Linked DNA regions of Homo sapiens: all the other regions are linked to region 1. A link is a contact called in ENCODE Hi-C data. All regions are on one chromosome and are shown on one strand. The core of a region is the stretch at or near the end of the contact, and the rest is flanking DNA. Distances in the headings are between cores, read along the strand shown.

The links. A loop is a pair of places that touch in the nucleus more often than their neighbours do. Pooled maps may share reads with other maps.
Region 2: a map of CD8-positive, alpha-beta T cell shows a loop between it and region 1 (2.7-fold over the local background). The contact joins the promoter of TAPT1 here to the promoter of LINC01182 in region 1. A Hi-C loop is called at or near these places in 2 of 168 maps with a recorded cell type or tissue (CD4-positive, alpha-beta memory T cell and CD8-positive, alpha-beta T cell) and 4 of 50 pooled maps.
Region 3: a loop to region 1 is called in a pooled map, with 7 times the contacts of the local background. The contact joins the promoter of FAM200B here to the promoter of LINC01182 in region 1. A Hi-C loop is called at or near these places in 5 of 50 pooled maps.

Annotation. Positions count from the first base shown.
Region 1 is chr4:13,653,720-13,656,503 of GRCh38, forward strand. It overlaps LINC01182 (long intergenic non-protein coding RNA 1182), which reads left to right and starts at 1,460. Exons shown (of 4, transcript NR_121681.1): 1 at 1,460-1,632. RefSeq lists an enhancer at 985-1,034.
Region 2 is chr4:16,225,019-16,227,802 of GRCh38, forward strand. It overlaps TAPT1 (transmembrane anterior posterior transformation 1), which reads right to left and starts at 1,453. Exons shown (of 14, transcript NM_153365.3): 1 at 1,241-1,453. The coding sequence starts at 1,439. TAPT1-AS1 (TAPT1 antisense RNA 1) reads left to right here and starts at 1,645. Exons shown (of 3, transcript NR_027697.1): 1 at 1,645-2,159. RefSeq lists silencers at 1,006-1,385, 1,496-1,545, 1,556-1,655, 1,666-1,735, 1,796-1,995 and an enhancer at 2,506-2,565.
Region 3 is chr4:15,680,498-15,683,281 of GRCh38, forward strand. FAM200B (family with sequence similarity 200 member B) reads left to right here and starts at 1,330. Exons shown (of 2, transcript NM_001145191.2): 1 at 1,330-1,404. It also overlaps a transcript of FBXL5 not described here. RefSeq lists enhancers at 830-1,129, 1,300-1,539, 1,550-1,599.

The sequences.
Region 1 (2,784 bases), core at 210-2,709:
TGTAACCGAGACATTTCTTTCTAGAGATAGTAACTCTTTCAACCAATTGACAAATCAGACAAATTTTAAATCTACCTACAACTGGAAGCAGACCTCCCCACTTTCCCTTTTCTGGACTGAAACAATGTATGTCTTAAATGTATTTAATTGAAGTCTCACGTCTCCCTAAAATGTATACATCTAGGTGACGCCCCAATCACCTTGGGGTCATGTTCTCAGGATCTCCTGAAGGTTATGTCATGGGCCATTAGTGACTCATATTTGGCTCAGAATAAATCTCTTTAAATATTTTAGAGTCTGACTCTTTTTGTCAACAAAAATCACATCTCTGTCTGACATTGTCGTGATTTGGGTTCTTTCAAAAGCAGATCCTGAGACAAGGGTTTGAGTGCAAGTGGGACTTTGGAGGTGTATTTATCTTTTTAAAAAATTTTTTTTTGTGCCTCTCAGCTCTGAATGGACCCTTTATTAATTTATGCTCTGGGACTAACGAAGGCGTGCCTTTGAGCCCGTCTCCTTTAAGTGCGCGCGATGCTAGGCTTCCTCAGTAGAGGGCGCCGGAGGACACCGCAGCTGGAGGAGGGTTTCCGCCGGTTGTGCGGGGACCGCGGCTCAGTAGTGTGGGTGGACGAGGACAGCGGGTGGAACTGGTCCTTCTGTGACTTTGCAGCCCCGGCTTGGTGATAATTTTTGTGCAGGCTTCTTGACATGGAAAGCAGAGCTCCCCAGCACAGAGTGAGCCTCCGAAGGGCTCCTGCCCTTACCGGTGCCCTACCCTCCCTTTCCCTGCTTGCTACACTTGGGTCCGGGACTCAGCCTCCCTTTGCAAGCTTCTGCTCGGCCTGTGTGCAGCTGCACTTAGCTGGCAGGGTCAGGCGTTGAGTAGCCGCTCCGCTCCTTCTGCAGCCTCCTGCAGCCCCCGCCAGCTCCCGGGCTCCATCCCTCACCATCAGTTGCTGATTGGCGCCCCCTGCGTGCACAACGGAGGCTGGCTGCACCTGGAGGTTCCCAGCAATTCCAGGCCGGCTCCAGCCTAGCCAAAGCAGCTAACTTCTCTGCTGTCTCGTGGGCTGAACCTCACCGTTTCCCAAGAGGTCTGAATCCTTCTCAAGTTCGTCTTTTCCTAAGTTCTCCCTCGTAGCTCTAGGTTGCTTTGTAGAGTTTCCTTATATCTATACTCTTCATTGTAGTTAATGACTCTGTGTTACACTTGTCCTGTTGAACTTACTGTGTAGTTTCTGTCTCTTGACTGGATCAAGGCTCTCACAGGAGTCAATCCCAGAAAAATGATGAGACAGTAGGGAAGAGAGAAAAGCCAATAAACAGCATGTTAATGAGTAGGTCCCACCTGGGGCTCAGTCGCACTGGTGTCCCTCTGAGAGTATGGGCACCACACACTTTGGCATTGCCCCAGCAAGGCAAGGGGCAAGCAAGGGAGCTGGGTGTTTATCTCCCAGGCATTGCTTGAGGCTTGCTCTTGGGAATGGTAGCTCCCTGGAACTTCTGTCCAGCCTGCATATCTGGACTGTGCAGGGGATACTTCTATGGCCAGAAAAAGCCCTTGGGCAGAGAGAAGCAGGTTCTTGATGCTGAGATGTCTGCGTGCTTGGGAGTTGACCACTGCAGCTGCAGGTGACCTCTGGGGTGGGCCAAGGGGATGTAGGTGGGCAGTGATACATCTGCTACAGACATGTTGCAGGATGCAGGGCAGCAGAAGGAAACTGATCAGCTGGCTGCCAATGAATGGCCCAGACTGATTCAAGGGTAAATTTGCTGGAAGAAGTCCGTTGCAGAAGATCAGATGCTTTCCTGACTGGTGTAATTTAATTGTATGGTCAGTGTTTGCTATGGATAATTGGATTTTTCTTTGACCTTCACAATCTTGCTGGCTCTCTGTCCACACTGAAAGACACTTTTCTAACTCTCTCAAATGCAATAAGACTAACCTTGGCTTCCATCAGGAACTCATGGGCTTGCCATTTCCAGGAGGTGCCGATGGCTGTGGTATCCAACCAGCAAACGGCAGTGGTGTTTGTATTTTCCATTTTGCCCTTTACAAGAACATTTCAGCTGAAGCAAAAGGCTTTTTCCTTTACCCTGGGTTTTTTAATAGAAATCTTGGTGGCATTAAGCACTTTTAATTCTGAGCACTAGCCTGTAAAGTTCAAAGCTCTGTTCTGCTCTTGAACACAGCGGATACCAAGGCGAGAGATTCTAATCACAAGGAATACCAGAAAAAAAAAAATAAGCAGGAGACAAGTTTATTACGAAGGGTTGTGAACAGTATTTGTGATTAATGTGGAATGAAAAAGGTTATTTCTACATTAAAATCATTCACATTTGCAATAATTTAAACAATTTATCTGGTTTCCCCAAGTGGGGATGTGTTCTTTCCACATATAACATGCTCAGTGAAGGAAGAACAAGGAAGGTTACGCTGCCCTGAAACATATCTGGGAGAGCTTTTCGGCTCTGGGAGGATCACCAAGTTATGTTGTTAAGTGACAAAAACAATATCCGGAAGAGTGTCAAACAGCTAATTATTGTGTAAGAAGGAAAAAAAGAAGACTACATTAGTCACATTTACTTATATTTATATGAAAAGCTAATAAAAGTAGCTAGGTATACGTAAGGCAGTCAGAAACAAGACTTTTCAATTATAACTTTTATATCATTTTAATTTAAAAGTTACGCTAATATATTTCCTGTTCAAGAAACAAATAACAACATGCCCAGTGGAAAGCATCATCATTGTAATAATGTCCTAAGATCATTTTTTATGAC
Region 2 (2,784 bases), core at 203-2,702, 2.6 Mb after region 1:
ATTTGCTATTTTGTCTTACTGAGATCCTGCCAATGAAGAAAGTAAATACTCTTGAAAGCAAATGTTTAACTGAGAACTAAACCAAATAAAGTATGGTTGAGAATTTTTAAGTGGTTAATTGAAAAAGACCAAACAAGACCGTCTGTAATTTTCCAAAAATATAGACTGCTTCAAATAGAACCTACGTCCAGTTCTGGGAATCAGCAAATCAATTAGAATCGCATCTGATCAACTTTATGCCCCTTAAGTAGTTTTAAAATTTCAGTACTCAAGTACAATCAATGATGTAATCAGCCTCACAACTTAGTTATTTGCATGAACTTCAGGAAATAACGGCTAACACAGCCCCTTTTGGACAACAGAAGTAATTTTTTAGTTGGAAGAAATTTAATGGAGTTATGGTTCAGTTGCTGTTTACAGCTTGAGAATTAAAACGTTGGGTTCACTCTATATTCAAGAAGACATCCATCTCAAAACCTTTTTTCATTTAAAACTAATCTGTAACTGCAATATGAATACAAATGCAAGTTTTAAAAATTCTTTTAAAATGAGAATAAAAACCTACAGCTTATAGAAACTGTAACATTGTAACAATACGTTTAAAACTGGTCATTGAATGTAGGATTCATAAGTACACATTTTCTCATCTAGTAATTTTTTTGGCATAAGTTTCAGTTCAGGAAAAGTTCAGATGCAACATTTTATGGAGTGTTAAATATTTCTGTACTGGGCAAAACTACTGAACTTCATGGTCACTACCACACCGTCAGCTGTCTGTGAAAAATCTACTTGCAGGGCAAGTTAACAGGTTTCTATGGCTCAAGTTTGCTTAAAATACAGAACAAAAAAAGTCACCTTGGCATGAATATAATTAAGAAATCAGCCGTGTGCTTCTCACGTTTGGGCTCCGAGACGTGGGAGATGCCCGCTAACCTAAGACCTTCCGAGGGCGATGCAAGGACCCGGACAGAACTTTCCCGGCCGCAGACCCCTTCTAGGGCACACCTGGCCTGGCGCGGCCGCGGGGGCCTCGGGGCTGCGCGCGCAACCCGCCCGAGGAACTGTCAACGGCCGCGGAGCCTCGGCAGCCTCGGCGGCTCCGCGCGCCCACAGCCTGGGGAGCCCCGGGAGGCAACGGCAGCCGCGCGGCTCGGGGGCCGGGGTTCCAAGGCGCCCCCGCCGCCCTCGGTCCCCAGTCCGCCCCTCGGAGCCCGCCACGGCCTAGCGCCGCCCGCCTCACCTGTGCGGCCCCGGCGCCTCTCCCGCCGCCGGTCGCTCTCGTAGAAGCCCAGCGTCTCTGTGAGCTGAGGCGCCGGCGGGGGCCCCTGTCCGCCGCTGCCGCCCGGCTGCTCCGCCTCGCCGCGGCCGTCCCGCTGCGGGCCGTCCACGCCGCCACCGCCGCCTTCTCCCGGAGCGGCCGCGTCGCCGACGCCCGCCATGTTCCGAGCACAACAAACTGTCCCCGCCGCCTCCCTCCAGCCTCTGCCTCCGGCCGGCCCCCTCCCCGCCTCGCCCCGCCCCTCGCCGGAGCCCGAGCCGCCGCCGCCGCCGCCGCCATCCGCGGCCCGCCGACCGGCGCGAGCCATTGGCGTCAGCGACGCGTGTGAGGCCGCTGCCGCCGCCGCCGCCGCCACGGTAGCCGCCATCTTCTTCCTGCCCTCGCCGTGGCGGGCGACGGTTTCTCGCGCCGTGGCTGGCTCGGCCGGCCGGGGCACCGCGCCGGGCTCCATGCAGCCGGGCTGCGCGGTCCCGCAGAGCGGGCGCCTCCGGGGCTCGAGTCGGGGACCCGGCAGGAGCGGGCCGGGGATGGCGGCGGCGGGCGGCGGGTCGGCCGTGGAGCCCCGGAGAGGCGGCCGCCACCACCGCTGCCCGCAGTCTGCGAGGTGTCCGGCGGTCCGCTCAGGGCCTCTTTTGCAGACTCGGTGCCCGGAGTGCGCCGGCGCCGCCCGCCAGGTCTTGGCACTGCTGGCGCGGCCGCGGCGGCGGGGGCCCGGCTCCAGATCACCGACCCCCACGAGCGCCGGCCCTGCCTGCCCGCTATTTTGGTTCCATCTCTTCTGCATATTTATGCTTGCCTGTTACATTCCCTGGCCTCTGAGTGTCCTTTGGCAGTTTCCAAAGCATTTGGGCAAGAAGGAGCTTGGGCAGCTTCACAACAGGTGGGGACGCGCAGGGGAGGGGCCGCGGCCGGACCGGCAGAGTTTCAAGGGCTGGCGCGCCGGCGGACTTTCCACACTGTCTTTCGGGACTGGGGTTAGGAGACAGCCCTTGGCCACCACTGTGTCCTTACTTTGTCGCTTTACTTGGGGCTGGACCTCCCCTTTCCAGCTCTGGCGTGTGACCCCGCAACGAGCGTGGTGTCGAGACCACCACCAGCTGGGGCGGTGGGAGCGAAGGTGCCCCAGGCTCGGGGAAGGTGGAAACCTTTTCCCCGCTCCCCAAGTGATTGTTGCGCGCTCCGGTGAGGGGACAGTGGTACCTCGATTTCCCGTGTGCCAGCTTCGGGACTCAGCTGTGCTTTTGTGTCTCTTTGATTAGCAAAAGCAAAACGAATTCCTCCCCGAACACTAAGCTTCCTGGAAACTTCCCTAGACCTAAACTTGAGAACCGCATATAAATGGGCCTTGAGGGTTCTGTCGTCAGTAGCGGGTTACGTGATTGCAAACGAGCAAGTTTAAAACGGAGTGGGCTTTGGGCTGCAGAGCCGCCTGGCATTCTGACAGCTGAGCAGGAGGCAGAGGTGAGAGTCCAAGATGGACTAAAAATGTCCCAGCAGCTGGGAGC
Region 3 (2,784 bases), core at 80-2,579, 2.0 Mb after region 1:
CCGTCTTTGTATTTTTGAAAAATACAAAAATTAGCCTGGCATGGTGGCGGTCGCCTGTAATCCCAGCTACTCGGGAGGTTGTGGCAGGGGAATCGCTTGAACCAGGAGGCTGAGGTTGCAGTGAGCCGAGGCTGCGCCACTGCACTCCAGCCTGGGCGAGAGAGTGAGACTCCGTCTCAAAAATTAAAAAAAAAAATCCAGTTGGAGAATCAAAAATTTTTAAAAATTTGACTGTGTAATCCTACAAGAAGTAAGTAGCTTGAGAAAGAGAAATGCTGATAAAGTCGCATTAAGTTTCAGAGTTGAAATTCAAGCTCCTGTATCTAACATGTTTCCCTGTTTAAGGTAGAATTTAAAAAAAAACTATATATGACATATATATGTCAACCCAAAAAAATAAAGCAGTATATATTATATATATAAGAATATATATATATTCTCCTTTATATGTTTTTTGTTTCACATATATATATAAATATATATCTCAACCACAAAAAAATTTGGTTTGTGACAAAGATGCACTTATTTGCACGAACCTATCTTGTTAATGATCAAGAAATCTGCTTTGTTACAATCATTAGAGGACAGAAATATACATACATATTTAAATCTATTTAATGAAATGCAGTTTTATGTTAAAAATCAATGATCTGCTAACCTAAAGAGTCGCACAGGAATACTATGATTATTAAACACAATGCGATTCTCTAAATAAGTAAACACGTGCAATGATATCAAAGTTCAAAATTCTCTAATTCTTCCACAAAGACTATGAAAATCACCTTGGAGTGTATGAACCAGCGTCCTGGCCCCGCCAGGTCGGGGCTGGGGCGGGCGCGGGCCGGGAGCGCTTACCCCGCGGCAGGAGCGATTCAGCGCCACTACCTGCTTCGCCTGGTTGTGGTGTGGCTGCTGCGCCAACCGAAAGGCCTCCTTAATCCGCAGCAGTCTCTTTTCGCTCCCATGGCTCTGGGACTCTGTCCGGACTAGCCCTGTCCGCGCTCGGCTACATCCGGCCCGCCCACCAGCTCAGAGGCAGAGTTCTCCGCGGTGTCTCCTAGGGTTTCTTGTCAGAGGGCCCCAGGCGCCTAGGGAGTCGTTACCGCCCTGGCATTCAAATAACTCCCGCGAGAGGCGGAAATCCCGCGAGACTGCCGACAGAGCGTAGGGAAGTGGAAAAGTGGAGCCTGCACCGCCCGCTCCCGGCACCCCCGGACACCGCCCCGGTCTCACGCATGCGCAGAGGGCCGATCCAGTTCTTTTCGGCTGGAATGGGGAATTTGTGAGGTAGGCCGGAAGTGGTGTTGCGGAGGGAAGTGTGGGGAGAGCAGAGGCGCAGCTCTGCTGGAGAGACCTGAGGCTTGCAGCGCTGGGCCCGGCCGGGTCGCTGCGGCTGGGCTGGAGGTGAGGCGAAAGAAGGGCATCCTCTGATGGGAGTGGACCGGAGTCCGCTAAAGCGAAGCATTCCAGGGTTCGTTGCGGGAAATACAGTCTGGTTTTGCCCCCCGTATGAATTGAGGGAAGGTGAGAGCAGAAGCAATCCGGGCCTGAAGGGCGATTATTCTAGGGTCGGCCGAGGGGTTCAGGCCAAAGTTCATTGAAATCCTAGCTGGGTCCCTGGAGGACGAGAAAACCGGTCAGGAGTCTCCTGGGAAGAGGGTCATGTTTTAATCTAGCTAAAGCTGGTACCTGGCAGTTTCCACTCTTAAGGCCTAGTGTACTAACTAATGTGTGCGCAATGTCAAAACAGGAAACAAAGGGAAATGCAAGAGGTGGAAGGTAATTTTAAGTTAGTGGCAGTATGACAGATTTCCAGTGCCTTCAGGAAGGTATCCAGCCTTAAAGATGCTTTTTTTAAATAGACGATTTTAGACAGAAAAAAGGTAGAAACAAAACTATAACACATGTGTACTCACCACTGAATTGGAGAAATAAATGATTATATAAGTGATTGAAGTCCTTTGTCAGCTCTACCCCGTCTCATTCTCTTTCCTTTTGCCTAAGGAAACCACTCTCCTAACCACCTTTATGCAATCTGTAATGTGTACATCTTTTTGCAGCTAGCTTGTTTTACATAATGTTTTTGAGATTTGTCAGTGTTGTGTAACTCCACCTTATTCATCTTAATAGCTGAACAGATATTCTGTTATTTTAATATGTCACTGTTCATTGTTTAGTATCTCCAGTGCCTGACATACTTTAGGCACTGTAGGTAGCTAAATGTTAGTTGAATGCATGGCTGCTGTAGCATTTGAACTAAGTAGAAAAGAATAAATAGGACTTCATGTGACCCAACAAGAGTATTCCAGGCAAAAGGAATACTAGCCAAAAGCAGAGACATGAAAGTGCATGAACTATTTCAAGAATTTCCATACTTTTAGTACTGAAATGTAGAATGTATGGAGATCATGTGATGAAGGAGAAACCTGGAAAGATGAGGCTTAAGCTTAAAGGATATTATCCTGAAGAGCTTACACAAGCTCGGCGCCATTAAATGCTTTTCCAGTTATGAGGAAGCTGATTAGAGCTGTATTTTCAGAAGATGATACAGCGCACTAGAGATATATCTTAGGATATAAAAGATTAGTGACGGGGAATTTTAGACTATCAAGCATTGTAACAATAACAATCATTGCATTAAGCAAGTAAGACAACCAGCCAGACTAAAAATCCAAAAACATTTTCCTAGTCCATCATATTATCACATTCCTTAACAATTATTAATATTTCATATTTTCTTCTGACAAACTTGCAACATTTTCTACTTCGGCCTCTTACTTAGAT